2 separate regions of the Homo sapiens genome follow, and region 1 is linked to region 2. A link is an interaction called in ENCODE POLR2A ChIA-PET data of the cell type or tissue named here. Cell type or tissue: PC-3. All regions are shown on one strand. Each heading gives the region's core, and the rest is flanking DNA. Links, peaks and the distances in the headings are about the cores only.

The links. Peaks named below come from ENCODE experiments on the same cell type or tissue, not always from the same donor. Only the 100,000 strongest peaks of a DNase experiment are listed, where the experiment ranks them.
Region 1: POLR2A ChIA-PET joins it to region 2 with 12 read pairs; 2 of 35 experiments call an interaction of 5 or more read pairs at or near these places.

What each region holds. Positions count from the first base shown.
Region 1 is chr10:63,431,501-63,439,826 of GRCh38, forward strand. All of the region lies in intron 1 of JMJD1C (jumonji domain containing 1C), which reads right to left. Among named protein-coding and RNA genes, the nearest start is that of JMJD1C-AS2, 5.1 kb to the left of the region's middle. In PC-3, for the core only: no CTCF peak of the experiment used is centred there; DNase peaks (open chromatin) are centred at 901 and 3,561; H3K4me3 peaks cover 937 bases; H3K27ac peaks cover 3,735 bases.
Region 2 is chr10:63,549,609-63,557,934 of GRCh38, forward strand. The region is part of intron 1 of REEP3 (receptor accessory protein 3); the gene reads left to right. Among named protein-coding and RNA genes, the nearest start is that of REEP3, 32 kb to the left of the region's middle. In PC-3, for the core only: no CTCF peak of the experiment used is centred there; DNase peaks (open chromatin) are centred at 3,613, 4,013, 4,613 and 5,243; H3K4me3 peaks cover 2,951 bases; H3K27ac peaks cover 5,011 bases.

The sequences.
Region 1 (8,326 bases), core at 249-8,248, 120 kb before region 2:
TACCAAAAGAACACTGATTTTGCTAGGTGCAATAATGGACTATCCTAAAATTTTTAAGGTTCTGGAAGACAGAGACGATAATATGACGTAATTCTGGTAAATAAGATGTAATATTTGAGATGACTTGGGGTGAGTTTTAGAAAGCTCCTTGACTAGGGGCAAACTAAGGTGATATTGTAACTCAGGGTCCCCAGGTTTTGGGGTATGCACTGTGAAAAAGTACTCACTTGCGGCCGGGCGCAGTGGCGCACGCCTGTAATCCCAGCACTTTGGGAGGCCGAGGCGGGCGGATCACGAGGTCCAGAGATAGAGACCACCCTGGCCAACAAGGTGAAACCCCATCTCTACTAAAAGTACAAAAATTAGCTGGGCATGGTGGTGCATGCCTGTAGTCCCAACTAATCGGGAGGCTGAGGCAGGACAATCGCTTGAACCCAGGGGACAGGGGTTGCGGTGAGCCAAGATGGCGTCACTGCACTCCAGCCTGGCGACAGAGCAAGACTCCGTCTGAAAAGAAAAAGAAAAAGAAAACTCACTTTTGTAACTGTTGCGCCTTGAGTTCTTGTTGTTTCAAGAAGTTCCAGAAAGAAGCTCAGCCCAGTGGTTGGGTCCAGAGATGACTAAACTGGAGATGAACTTCTGGCAAACTCTCCTCACTACCATACTAAAATCCCCACCCAGGAAGTAGTTTATGTGCCATTTTCTATACATCTGATGTATGTAAAAGCATGATAAATGTGCCTGCACTGCCTTTATTCCACCTCTAATACAATGACTCAGCTAACTAGCCCGGGTGTTCACCTTTGTTTGGGGAGGCACTGCCTTTGGGACTATCCCTAGTGTCCTCCTTACTTGGTGCAAGTAATAAAATCCCCCTGTGAAATCATACTTGGTTGTGGTCACTGGACTTGTCATCCACCAAGCAAATGAACCCACCCATTGTGTGTGTGTGACACTATGAGCCTTCTTGCCCTTTTCTGCTTCCTCCTCCTTCCTGCCTGGAGCTGAACTAAGGAAGACAACAACAGTATCAGCTATATTGTAACTGACCATGAGGAAAAGACCAAGAGAACAACAGCCCAGTCTTCAACAGCCCTGGCATCCTTAAATGATCACATCAACTCTGGAATGTCTACTTCTGGACTTAGAAGGAAAACCTTATCTATTTTGTTTAACCACTGTTAATTGGCATTGAGGAAAAAATACCATGAGACAAAAACTTGAAAAGATCAGATACAAGTTCATAATAAAAACACAGAGACCTAGAACAGCCATAAGAAGCATACAACATTGTTGATGTTTATTTTACAGAACTTTTAGATTACACCTAAAAACAGAAATTCACCGACTGAATACCTAAGATGATGATCACAATGCTATGAACATTTCTTAATCTTTCATGACAATTCTAAGACTAACTGAATGATTTCCTTACACAGGAGATCTCAGTAAAGAAAAGGTGATGCTTTCATTAACTGTCCTGAGTTCTTCTCTTCACTGTCAACCTACCATAGGTTATAAACACAAAATAAAAATAATCTGTTTTCCTATATACATGGATCTCAAACAAGGGATTTATTTATTTTATTATTATCATTTTTTTTTTTTGAGACAGAGTTTTGCTCTTGTTGCCCAGGCTGGAGTGCAATGCCGCGATCTGGGCTCACCACAACCTCTGCCTCCCGACCCCAGTTCAAGCGATTCTCCTGCCTCAGCCTCCCGAGTAGCTGGGATTACAGGAAAGCGCTACCATGCCCGGCTAATTCTGTATTTTTAGTAGAGATGGTGTTTCTTCATGTTGGTCAGGCTGGTCTCGAACTCCTAACCTCAGGTGATCCGCTCGCCTTGGCCTCCCAAAGTGCTGGGATTACAGGCTTGTGCCACCGCGCCCGGCCTAAGGGAGTTATTTATTTATTTAGATACTGAGAATTTAAAAAATAGCAGCAATGGCTTAACTGTAACATCAGGAATAACTCATAATTCAATTACGTCATTCACAAACCATGATGATAATATTCATATCTCCTCAATGACAATTTTCAAACTCTACTGGGCAAGAAACAATGTACTCTTTTCTTTTCTTTTCTTTTTTTTTTTTTTTTTGAGACAGGGTCTCGCTTTGATGCTGAGGCTGGAGTGCAAGGGTGAGATCATGGCTCACTGCAGTTTCGACCTCTGGCACTCAAGTGATCCTCCCACCTCAGCCTCCCAAGTAGCTGATACTACACACGTGTACCACCACATGCAGTTAATTATTTTTTGTACATATGGGGTCCCACTATGTTACCCAGGCTGATCTTGAACTCTTGGCCTCAAGCAATCCTCCCACCTCAGTCTCCCAAAGTGCTGGGATTACGGGTCTGAGTCACTGTACCTGGCCCATACGATATAAATTGAGTTCCAAAAAAAAAAAAAAGGGAAAATTAAGCTAACAATTTAGAGAGGGTATGCTGTGACTAAACTAGGAATCATTTCAGTTACAGCTAAATGCTGAAATGCAAACAAAATATTACAGTATAAACGTATCAAGAGAAATCCCAAATCCAGTTTTTATGTTTAATGTCCCAAAATCTAAATTGTCATATAAACCAACAAAACACTTCTACAAGCCAGTATTTTGCAGCTTTGGGGCTAACATCTATTGGGTACCCAACATGTACATTTTATTTAAATTTTAATAACAAAAAGCTAAAATTTAATAAGCAGACTTCTGTTTTCAGTGAGATGAATTAGCAGAGTTGGCATTTATGTTTCTGCCTGAAACAACAAAAAACCTGGAAAAACAGATGAAACAATTAAGATGCAACATACGTTACAAACGGCAATGGACTAGGTTATGGGAAACAAATTATGTAAGCTTTCTGATCACACCAGTTTAACTGACTGAAGTTTCCAAACTATCCTGCAAAGAAGGGGGAAATCACATGGGATTCAGGAGCCTTTGTAAGTCAAGGAGATAAGGCTAGAAAGAAGTCCAGGGAGGCTAAGACTCTGGAGTTCTCAGGACACAATACTAGAGAGGAATAAGCTACCGAGAGAGGAAGATTTCCAGAGGAGGTTCTCTCTAAGCAATGAGATAAAGATTGACCAACCTGGGCCAGGCACAGTGGCTCACGCAGTAAACCCTAGCACTTTGGGAGGCCAAGGCGGGAAGGATCACTTGAGCCCAGGAGTTCAAGATCAGCCTGGGCAACAAAGTCAGAGCGCATCTATTAAGAAAAACAAACAAAAAAAAAAGATTGACCAAGCCTATGTGCTTTTAAGAAGCTACACAAAGGTGGATGAAACAAACTGAAAGAATGAGAGAGTGAAATTCTCTAAGTTCACCTGAGTTTGGAATAGTTCCTGTTCCCAACAGTTGGAGTGATTAACTTCGTAATTTACAGGGCACTGAAAAAACTCACAAAGATTTGTAATGGACAAAAAAATTGCCCTAGAATAATATCTGCTGTAAAATGCCCTCCTCACAACACTTCCTCATACCAATAGCATATCTTTAGAACACCAATTAAAATCTCACATTGTCTGCGAAATAGCCTACACAAAAATGTTGTCTCTACTGAACAATGCGCTCAAGTATTTGCATTTGGAATAAATCATTTCCTGACCTGTAATCTTCTCATATAAATCACCTTTTATCATTCAGCTGAGATTATAACTTGCACTCCTTTACTACAACAGTGCCTTACAGATCAATTTGCTGTTTTCTGTATACATGCCAGTCCAGGATGTAACACACTGCTATTTTAGTGAGGTTCACTTTCACTCCACAAACAAAATCTCCTGCTTGAACAATTTCTAGCTTTGGCTTATTTTTTCCAGAAAAGAAACAGTTGTACTTTTAACAGGCTGAATAATTGAAAAGTGGGAGGGAATGACTGAATAAATCAAATAAGTAGAACAGAGACAAAACTAATATTTAATTTGGAAAGATTATAGTAAACACAGATTGTAACAGCAAATAGTCCAAGAAATGGAAAATGAAAAACTTGGAAAAGAAATTTCTAATTTCTGAGGATTAATATGTATTTCTGAGTTTTAGAATATTCTACCGGCTCACAGTGTCCCACATAGTGACTCCTGAATTCCAGTTGAAAATGACTTAAGAGGGTGACAATGCCGGGCGCAGTGGCTTACATCTGTAATCCCAGCACTTTGGGAGGCTGAGGCGCGTGGACTGGCTGAGGTCAGGAGTTCGACACGAATCTGGCCAACATGGTAAAACACCATCTCTATTAAAAGTACAAAAATTAGCTGGCATGGTGGCATGCGCCTATAATCCCAGCTACGCAGGAGGCTGAGATATGAGAACTGCTAGAACCCAGGAGGCAGAAGTTGCAGTGAGCCAAGATCGCACCACTGCACTCCAACCTGGGAAACAGAGCAAGACGCTGTCTCAAACAAACAAACTAAAAAAGAGTGTGGCAAAATACTTGAGTACCCTCTCTAAATAAATACCCAATATGGTGGAAAGGTTAGATTCTATATTCAAAGAAAGGCAAAACCCTGAGATATTTTTACCTCATAGTTTTATATTCTATCAACAACAGTGCATTGGAAGGCATTAATATCTATGAAAGAGAAAAAAGAAGTGACTTCAATATGCAATATGTAATCACAGGCCTTGAGAGATTATATGAGGAGGGAGGAGGTGTTAAAGAGTATTAAAAATGCATATTTAAGTAGTAGCCGAATTCAACACAAGTTTCTGTTCTGTTTCACAACTGCAAATTTCTGTAAGCTAACCATAAATATTCAGTTGAATACAAGAGGAATAACAATTCTTCAATTACCTTATGTTAATGTAACAGTTTCAAAGGTGCCACAGTGAAGTAAACAATGACTCCAGCTCTTAAATTCCCCAAGTTAAAATCACTCTTAAAATCTCCTTTGAAGCTACTTACTAGCTCTCTTGTATGGTGGTGTAGCTGTTTCCTCTACCATGATTTTCAGACTTCTATCCTCTCATCTCTAAAAATCAGTACCTTGAAATCTGAACAGCACATTATACTAACCTACTACCATCAACCAGTCATCCACCACACTCATGCGTACCCTAAAATGTTATTCATCATGCCATTCAATATTATTTCTGTCCTAGTTTCTGTCCAATAATCATTTCTGGTGATTTCAGTATCCACAGTGATGACTGTTTTAATTGTTCCATTTCTCATTTCTTTGATTTCCTCTTCTTTAATGATTTTGTCCTCAACCTTATCTCAACCACTGACTTACCATGGCATACTCTAGACCAGAGGATCTTTAACTTTACTCAGGCAATATAAACCTATGGATTATCCTTTCAGACATAAGAAATCCTATCTTAGACCCTTATCATGGCCCCAAACAGCAATCCCTCAAAAATCTCGATTTCAAGCATCTTTCTCTCTCTCATGCCACTACCTCCTATTTTTCTTTTTCACATTCAAGTTCCCCTGGACCTAAGATTCACTGATCTCAACACCATTTCATTGCTATTCATCTCTCATTTTCTCACTTTTTTGCTCACCAAATGTAAAATCCTAGGTCTATCATTAGAGTAATTCATTTGCCCATCTCTGAATGCATCTTAGTTTTCCAGCCAAACCCCAATCATCATTAAATCCAACTCTCCACCTACTTTGTTTCTGTATCTAATCAATCAGCTGAACATAGCTGGAGATGAGTGACTGTAGGGAAATGAATGATGAATTCATCAAAGATTAACGATGTCAGTTAAAAAATCATGACCAATGTCAAGTCAGTCCTTGCTGTACATAATTTCCTTATTTCATTCAATCTTTACTCCCCTAGATGACTATTTCATAACTTCTCTTCTCAAATCCTATCAGCTGCTATTTCACTAAAAAGCAGAAGCAATCAGATTTCCACAAGCTCTTACCTCTCTCTCACTACCTAGCTACCTACAGCTATTCTCAAATACAGTATCTCTTTCTTCTCTTCTATTACTAGGGATTAAGTTTATGGTACTATCTAAGGCCAATTCTACTACTACCTAAAGACAGGGTTCTAGTAATTCCTCCTTAGTTGCATCATCAACTTAATCCTATCTCTGAATTGTTTTCATCAACATACAAATATGGTATATTGTCTTCCATTTTACAAAATCTTATCTTCCTCCTAAAGCTCTGCTCCATTTCTCTTTTTCCCAAATGCCTTGTCAATAATCTCTGTCTCCAATCTACTACCTCCAGTTCTCTAGTAAACTCACTTTATCAGGCTTTTGTTCCCACTATTACACTGAAACTGCTGATCAAGGTTACCAATGACTCATTAGCTAAAACTGAATTGTAGATTCTCAGCCTTTATCTTACTTCACTAAGCAGCATTTGACACAACCAGTAATCCCTCCTCTTCGAAACACTTTTTCCACTAAGCTTTCTGAACATCACTTCTGGATTTCATACCTCCCTGTCCCTTCTTTCTCATATATCTAATCTTTAAAAACTGCTCCAGGGTTTAACACTTAGGTATGTTCTATATTCACTCTCTACATCAACTCATTCAGTCTGATAGCTTTAAATGCCATTTATATACTGACTACTCCCAGATTCTCCAGCCTAGACCTCTCCCTTTAACTAACAAACATGATACTTTAAGTAACTGCCTGTCTAAATAAGCATCTCAAATTTAACACATCTAAAAGACAGATTCCCAATCCCCAGTATTATTACCGCTATCACCACCACTCTCCAAAATGTCTGCTCCTCCAGTCAATTCTCATCTGAAAAAAAATGGTAACTCTATGTTTTGCAGGAGCCAAAACCTTAGAACCCATCTTAAACCCTGTCTCTCACATCAGATGCAATTCAGCAACCCACTCTTATCAATTCTGTGTTGGAAATAAATATGAATCTGAGCATTTTTCACCACCTCTACCATTGCTATCACCATGATCTAATGCTACCACAGAATCGTTACAATTGCCTCCTAACCGCTCTCCCTGCATCTGCCTCACCCCACACCCCAAGAGTCTACTATCAACAAAGAAAGTAGAGGGATCCTTTTAAAACCACCTCGTTCATGCCTTCCCATCTCATCCAGAATGAAAGCTTAATCCTTAAAATGTTCTATAAGGTCCTTCACAAACTATCCCCTGCCATCCTGTTCCCCTTCTGATCTTTTCCTTCTCCTCTCCCACTTTTCACTGCTCTCTGACCATACCACATTCACTGCTCCTCAAATACGCTAGGCTCATTCCCAATCTCAGGGGCTGTGTATTTTGCTCTTCCTTAGGCCTGGTACTTACTCCAGACATCTACGTGACTAGCTTCCTTGTTTCCTTCAGGTCTTCACTCAAAAGTCACCTACTCGGAGAGGCATTCTCTGGCTCCCTTATCTAAAATGTCACCTCCGCCCCCTCAACATTCATGCTTTTATTTTCTTTCCTGGTACTTTATCTTACATACCATTCATCATACTCATTTATCTTCTTATCTTTTGTCTCTCCTTCCATAAACTGATTTCCATAAGGGCAGCAATTTGATCCACTTCCTTTCACAACTTTATTCCCAGTGCCTGATATGTACAAGGCATGCAATAAGTATCTGCTGAATGGATAAATCTAGGATTGCCCCCTCATACTTCAATCTTTAACTGCTATCCAACACCTGTCAAAGACTAAATAACACTGATATTTGAAGATGCTTGTGTGAAAACGGTCTTCAAATACCACAGGATAAAGTATTAATGCCCATTAGTACATACTCAAAATTCTATCATTTTATAAAGCTGTATTTTTAGACCTCAGTAGCTTTCTTCTCTGTAGAAACAACAGTAAGTTATTGTGTAATGTTCTGTTCCTGGCTTTCACTGAGAATTATTATTTTTTAACAGCCACATGAAGAACCTCCACGCAAACCACAAAACTATTATAAACATCACTATTAATTACAACATTTAATATTACTTAAAGAGAAATGCGTTCTTTTTAAACTCAGCCAGGAAAAACAATCTCTTAAAAATTTATTTATTTCATTACTTACCAAATATATCCCTGACTCTCAACAACTCCACACAAGTAACAAATTTCAGAATTAAACACTTACCATTTGTTCATACATTTAAGTTGAGGAGGATATTTCTATTGAACCACCTCAGTTTACACGGATGGTTTTTAAGGCCTTATTTCTATTTTATCAATCTTATTCATAGTTATCCTTAACAAAAGTCACCTCAAATTATTTTATTTAGGTAAATAATTGAAAAACAGACCGTATAATTCTCTAATACTATCATATATAAAAACAACATGTAGATCATAAAAAAGTCACTTATATGTCATGAAGTCACTTCACTGACATATATACTGCAGTCCTTCTAGTCT
Region 2 (8,326 bases), core at 149-8,148:
TCAGTAAGACTGAACTCAAAAAGACTCGTACATGATACTACTGTAGTTGATAAAGTTGTATACCATGAATGTGTATGGTTAGCAATTCTGAAACCACCATATATGTTTACTGGAATTAAACAGTTAAGTAAATGTTTCTCATTGTTGGAATGTTAGGGTACAGATAAGAAAGGGGAGGAAGCTAGAATGATCCACGTGGGGAAGAGGAAAGATGAGGAGGGAAGGAGGCATTCCAGCTAAGAATCATAACCCAGGATTGAAGTTGAAATACAAGAGGCATATTGAGGAAACCATGCTGGAACAGATGGTTTATATAGGGCAGTGCTTTTCAAATTATGTTCTGATGCACTCCCACAGAGGCTGGCCAGCAAGGGGTGAGGAGGCCTGCTAGTGAAGTCTTTAAGTGAGGCAGTGCTGCAGGTGTATTAGAAAGATTTATCTGACAGTGGACACAGAGGAATGTGTTGGGAAGCTGTTCAGTAAATCCGATGAGATGGCGTGAGCCCAAATGTGTTATTGGCCACGAGTTTGAAAATAAAACAAGAGGATGGATGCATGTATTCTCACCAAGGGAGAACCACCAGGACTGGGTTACAGATGGGAGAAATATTATACCATGGGAAGGAGGTATCAAAGCCCCATCCAGTGATAGAAGTGAAGAATCTCATGTTGGATGTAAATCTGATGGTACTAGATTGTTTGGGAATATGGAAGTTAATACTTTGATTGTATCCAAGTTCTAAAGGGAATTACAAAGTGAATTACAATAATTAGCTTGAATATATCAAATATAACTAGATGGCTTACTATGGGATTATATCTAGTGTCAGCAGTGTGGATGAACACACAGCAGACCTGGGAATTCTTATTTACAGCTCAGTTCTTAAGGTTAATTTTCTTAGAAGTCTCTAAATTTCTGAGTTTAGGTAGGGGTGGGGATAAGTTAAATTGAAAAGCCCCAAGTACTAAAAATCCCATATCCAGAGTCTAGGAGTTGGCACTTCTGGTAAGGTAGCATTCACAGGGTAGTATTGTTAAGGATGGCAGAGATTTGGTAAGGATGGAATCCCCAACAGAGGAAGAGTTGGCATTCCTCCTTGGGCCCAATAAGCCACAAACCTAGAGCTCCAGGTTAAGGAAGGATAAGGATGTCAAGGCTAAGGACCTCAGGTAGTATCTACTATCCTCTCCATCAAAAGAAAATAAATAAGCTATAAATGAACTAAAAATATATAGAGATACAGGTATTTGCTTGCTTTCAATGTAGGAAAGTCTTAATGCAAAGTTATTTAATACAAGGGTTCACAGATATACAATATATACACTTCAGCAAAATTCATAAAATCAAAAGGTAACAATAATCTATAAAAATAACAACATATAAAACAGACAATTAACATATAAAACTAACACTAGAATCAACAACACTCCAGTAGTACAAGAATAGCTAGTGTCCAGATCTTGGTTTCAAATACCATTTTCCAATAAAAGGAATAAAGGCTCCTTAGAGACATGTTGATTCTAGGAATGGGCAGGAAATATACATGATGAGCCTGCAGCATCTTGTAGTGCCAGAAAGTAAAGAAAGTGCTCAAACAAAAACAATGTAGGTATGTCGTAGGGACACAGGACATTGAGAAAGATCCCAGTGACCCAAGGAGATCTGGAACAATTTAAGCAGCAAAATAAAGTAGTATTGGATTATACCATCCAAAGCATAAAATAAATATCATGAGTCCATACTCATATAAATAAATGAATACAGGAGAATAGGTAAATCTCTCCTGGAGAAGAATCCATATAATTTATGTAGATACTCTGCCCTCAAGGAAATGGAGCATCACTCCCCACTCCTTAAGGCTGTACATAGTGACTTTCTGCCAAAAAACGTGGTATGTAAATCTGGGGAGGGGCGCCAGTAACTTTACCTAACATATACTACCTCAGCCACATCATCTTTGTGATATTACTCCCAAAAACCCATGACCTGAGTCTAATCTTGAGAAAAATTTCAGACAAATGTCCCTAATTGAGGGACATTCTAAAAAATACTTAAGTAGCACTCCTCAAAACTATCAAGGCTATCAAAACTCAGGCTTGAGAAACTTAGTGAGGAGCTTGGGAAAACATGATGAGTAAACATGATATGGTAAATGGATGGGATCCCAGATGGGATCCTGGAAAAGAAATGAGACCTTAGGAAAAACCAGGAAAATTTGAATAAAGTATGGACTTCAATTAATAACGATATATTATTATTAGTTTCTTAATTGTGGCAAATGTGTCATACCAATGTAAAATTTTAAGAATAAGAGAAATCAGTTGTGGAGTTTATGGGAACTATCTGTACTATCTTCACACTTTTTCTGCAAAACTGTTCTAAAATTAAAATTTTATTTTAAAAGAGTAAGTGGCCAACATTATGGCATTTCTGTCTTAATTATTATATCTCCTAAATAAGGCATTATCTTATATAGTCACAAGACAAATATCACTTAAGAAATACAGCACTGGGGCCGGGCACAGTGGCTCACGCCTGTAATCCCAGCACTTTGGGAGGCCGAGGCAGGTGGATCACGAGGTCAGGAGATCAAGACCATCCTGGCTAACACGGTGAAACCCTGTCTTTACTAAAAATACAAAAAAAAAAAAATTAGCTGGGTGTGGTGGCACATACCTGTAGTTCCAGCTACTCGGGAGGCTGAAGCAGGAGAATGGCATGAATTCAGGAGGCGGAGCCTGCAGTGAGCCGAGATTTTGCCCCTGCACTCCAGCCTGGACCACAGAGCAAGACTCCGTCTCAAAAAAAAAAGAAAGAAATATAACATTGATGAACTATTAATACCTAAAGTAGTTCATATCCAAAATACCCAAGTTGCCCAAGTAGTGCCTTATGTAGCTACCTGGTTATTGTTTTTAATACAGAATCCAATCAAATAGCATTGCATCTTATTGTCATTTCTCTTTTTTCTCCCTAGCAGAACAGTGCCCTCATGATGAGGAATTTTAACACCCCTTCTTTTCAGTTGATAGATGGACTGCCCTTCATTTAATCACTTGTATATGTTTCTTTAGGGAGGAAAAAAGTAGTAAAGTTAGGATTGGTGGAGATTATACCATTTCTCAAGTAGGATCATCCCAGACTGCCTTTGAGTGACGTTTCATTAGACACAGGGGGCTTGCTAGTGCCAAGCAGCCAGTCTGCTGGTTTTGTGCTGTAATTACTGATGTCAGAATTAAATTAGGTGGTAGTGTAGTTCTTGTGGCACATGTTTGTTTCTTTTTCTGTCAGGTTGTCCCAGATAGAAATAAAGTTCCCACCTCTCTGATTTTCTTGTAGTAAGAAAGTACTTAGACATTGTCTTTGTCAGTTGACCATCTCAAGAGAACATGGAGAATACTCACAAATGCTTTTACAATGACTTAATTTTTATGTTCTGGTTGTTACTTCTGTAATGTAACTTCTGTTATTGTTCACTTACTTTACAAAATAAGAAGACCAAACCTTTTTTTAAAGCCCCGTTAATGAAAGACAGTAAACAGGCAGTGTGGCTCTGAGAGGAGGGAGAGCTCACAACATGAAGAGCGAGATTGTTCTAGCTACAGGGAGTGGCATGGGAAAAAATTACTGTGTTGGAGATGCTGGAGGTATTAGAGTGATTTGAATAAATGGAATGAAGGAAGTGGTTTAAGAAATATGAAAATAGAATGTTTTGGTTTCCAAATCATCACAAATTTAATTTTCATTAAAAAGCGATAGCAAGTTCACTGATGTATCCCTAGTGATAGAAAAACACAGTGCCTTGACATGTAGTATGCCGTCAGTGATACCTGTTATTGTTTAATGGAGACTTAAAAGATTGTTTGAAAGCAAAATATTAAATTAACCTGGTGAAGCGTTTTCATGCTCATTGGTGAAGTGCCTGTAGGTGACTGTAGCTTAGACTGTACATTAGGTATGAATGTTCTATGGGAGGGCTTGGCCAGAATTTTATATCTGAGTTCAGTTTAGAGAAGTTCACTTTGTGGTCATGTGATACTGAATGAATTGCACAGAATAGGGTAGAATTTGTGTTTATGGCTTTCCTTACTCATCCTCCTTTAATTTGTAGAGACGGATGTATTTCAGGAGAGGAAATTTTTTGCAATGTTTTCACAATTGTTTGTACATGTTTTTTCTTCACCAGAAGCTTTTTAAAACTTAGATTGGCCGGGGGCGGTGGCTCACGCCTATTTGTAATCCCAGCACTTTGGGAGGCCGAGGCGGTTGGATCACAAGGTCAGGAGATCGAGACCATCCTGGCTAACACGGTAAAACCACGTCTCTACTAAAAATACAAAAAATTAGCTGGGCGTGGTGGCAGGCGCCTGTAGTCCCAGCTACTCAGGAGGCTGAGGCAGGAGAATGGCGTGAACCCGGGAGGCAGAGCTTGCAGTGAGTGGAGATCGCACCACTGCCCTCCAGCCTGGGTGACAGAGCAAGACTCCGTCTCAAAAAAAAAAAAAAACCTTAGATTGCAATTGAACTTTCACGTTATCTTTAAGTCAGTGGGCCTAATGGTAAGTTCAAATTTTACACATCCTGTGCTTAAGGGGCTAAATAAAGTAAACAACTCCTCTGAGTCAAGAGTTACTCAGGAATCAGGAATTGGTCAGATCATGAGTAATCATTTGATAGGAATTAAAGGGTGTGATGATTGTTGATTAAAGACATGCATATTCCTTTATGTAGACTTAGTATACAATCAGAAAATGGGTCTCAGATATTTTTTTTATATGACAGTAGTATGCCTGTGGAATTACAATTGTTTAGAGAACTTCGGAATATTGACATCATCGAACTGTTAATATTGGGGATCTGCTATGAGCTATACATTGTATGAAATACAGGTTTTCTTTGGGGGACAGTTTTTTGGTATAGAGGAAAGAGCACAGGTCTTCAAATTAGAAGTTCTATGTTTTGGCTTTAACACTTGCTATGTGCTTAATTCATAAGATCATTAATCTCTCTAAGCCTTACTTTTATCATCTGTAGAACTAGAACAATAGCACCTACCTCGCCTATGAATTTTCTGTGTGTAATGACAATCAGGATGGAAAAATTGCAGCTGGAAAACTGTGGAGTGCTGTAGATTGTAGGGACCATTGTCTTCTTTCAGCCCTATGAGCCATTCTGTGGTACTCTACCCACAGGATGCTGAGTTACTGGAGTGCTTCAAGGGTTTGTAGCCCTTGATTCTACAGTGTACTCTGTTCCAAGTTCAGCATTCTTCTAAACATTTTTTTGTTGGGGTCTACCACATGGTAGGCCCTTGTGGTTGTAGTGGGGCGTGGCTAGTGGGGAGAGAGTGAGGAGATGAGGAAGTTTGAGTCTGAGTTGCTGTAGCTTGATTTTTTTTCCCCTCTAGTTTCATCTTTACCTTTCCTTTTAGAATAGAAATTATAGGCTCTGGAGTAAAATTAGAAATGTAGCTCCAATTTAGCTAAGTTTAGCTCTAACATGAAAATTCCAAGTTTCATAGCTTTTGATGAGTATTATGAAAAACATAAAGTCTTTCAAAGGAATTTCCACTGTCTTTTTCTCTCCTTCATGGTTTTAAACATGGGGACCTTTGGTTATAGAATTCAGGATTTGGGGCTGTTGTTGTTTTTTTCCCCATGGGTTTGACTCTTTCTCCTTGTATGGAATTTTCATATTTTTCTTTAAGGTTTAGTCACTTAACCATTGTTTTACTAAATGGGAATTCTCTACTGACAGAGATTTTTAGCAACAAATGTATTTTTCTTAAAATTTGTGTAAGACAAAAATTACATATTATTTTGGCAGTGATCATGCATGACCTTTGCTACCTGATGGCTGCCATGGCAGAAAAACTCATGTAGGAAGTTTATCACAGGGAGAATATACACAGGTACCTTGGTTATCAGTAGACTTTGCACTACTTGTAACCATTTAGTCTACTCTTTGTAACTCTCTCTTCTTTTATCATGATGTCTTACATTTATTTTTGCATCTAAGTGAAGGATAGAGCGTGGCAAAAGTCCAGATAACCTATAATGACTTTCACATTACTTTAAAAAATCCAGTTAACCAACGTACTGTACTGACAACATATTGCTTAATCATAATCAGTTTTAATCCAACACCAAACTAAGCATAATATTGTCACACATTGGTTTGTTGAAGATGCAGAATTTAGAAATTCAGATCCTTGAGCCCTACTGCCAAAAATCCTCCTTCCCAGTTGATTATTTTACATAGACAGGTTTGGGAGCTACTGAACCATTTGTAAGGGGCACTTTTCAAATAATTGTCAAGGGTTTAAAATTCATCAGAGGATTCTACAATCAGTGAAAATAAGTTGTCTTAGGAACCTGTTAACTGCATTTATCTCTTTATTTATGAAGTTCCTAAGAAACATTTCCTCTGGGGGAAAAATGCTACCTTGAAAAAAAACCAGAAAACCATTCTTATAAACTATTTCTGGGATTCCTCATTGAGATTAAGATTCTGATTTTATTTTATTATTTATTTATTTATTTGAGACAGAGTCGCTCTGTCACCCACTGCAACAGAGCTCACTGCAACCTCCGCTTCCCAGGTTTAAGCGATTCTCCTGCCTCAGCCTCCCAAGTAGCTGGGATTACAGGCGCGGGCCACCATGCCCGACTAATTTTTTTTTTTGTATCTTTAGTAGAGACAGGGTTTCACCATGTTGGTCAGGCTGGTCTCGAACTCCTGACCTCAAATGATCCGCCCACCTTGGCCTCCCAAAGTGCTGGGATTACAGGCGTGAGCCACCATGCCTGGCCTATGATTCTATTTTTTAAATTCATTACAGTCTATATTAATATTAGAGAACTAATACTCAAACAGAATTTGAGTGAACTATTATAAATGACAGAAAAATTTGCCCTCTCTCTTAATTTTACATGAAATCATTTTTAAAATTGGTGGGGTTTTTGTTTTGTTTTGTTTTGTTTTGTTTTGTTTTCTGTTTGCTTGTTTTTTTTTTTGTTGTTTTGTTTTTTTTTTTTTTTTTTTGAGACGGAGTCTCGCTCTGTCGCCCAGGCTGGAGTGCAGTGGCGGGATCTCGGCTCACTGCAAGCTCCGCCTCCCGGGTTCACGCCATTCTCCTGCCTCAGCCTCCCAAGTAGCTGGGACTACAGGCGCCCGCCACTACGCCCGGCTAATTTTTTGTATTTTTAGTAGAGACGGGGTTTCACCGTTTTAGCCGGGATGGTCTCGATCTCCTGACCTCGTGATCCGCCCGCCTCGGCCTCCCAAAGTGCTGGGATTACAGGCGTGAGCCACCGCGCCCGGCCTTTGCTTGTTTTTTGATCCCAGGGTCAAGCCAGGAAACTTGGTTGTTATAATGGGCTGCCTTTTTGATTTCACTAAATTCTGTGAATTCTCCCTATGTATAGTGTTCCATTGTCCTCCCAATAAAAACATACTATAGTTTCCCTTGGCTAAAACCCATGTAGGCAGTGGTGTGCCGGTAATGCTTGACAACTGAGGGAAAGAGGACTGATTCATACAATTTGCTAATTTCTGTGATGTAAAGTACTGCCTACAATAGCCTAGTTCAAGCTCGCAGCGTGACCTCACTGAATGTGGAGCTGGAAAGAAATGCACACAGCACACTTAGTATTTCTAGTATTTCCACCATACAGATAGAATAGAAGTATATAACTTGAAGAGCATAGTAAAATGTAAAATAATTAGGAATAAATATAATTAGAAAATAATGAGTTTTTGACTATTTCCCTTTGTCTTTAATAAATGTTATATGTATAACTTATCTTACTGTTTGGATACCAAATAAACTGTTTCCATGCTTATCTTTGGGAAATGCCACTGTTTCAAAATGGGAGGTTTTTGCTTAGCGTTTTCTTCCTTATTCTATTGTTTAAATTAATTACCTACGTTAAATTTATCAACAACAAAGAAGAAGCTCTCCAGGTGATTTTGACGTGTTGCAGGGTTGGGGACCAGTCTTTTCTTGGTTTGCCTGGCACCTTAGAGCTGCATTTTGTGCTTAATTACACTGACTACTACATTTTAACTGTTTATGCTCTGTTATGTTCTTTCAAATGATTTGAGAATTTTTTTTCCAAATTGATATGTTAAATTATAAAGAAAAATAACAGAATTGAGACTAGAAAATAGCAATCAAAGAAAATAAAAATTTGGTGAGTACAAATATAAATATGCCAGTTCTGAGGACCACAAGTGTTGATATAGTAGAACAACAGATTTGATTCTGAGTTTCCTGGCAACCCATGGAGGGAAGCAAGGAATAATATAATTCTTTTCAGATGG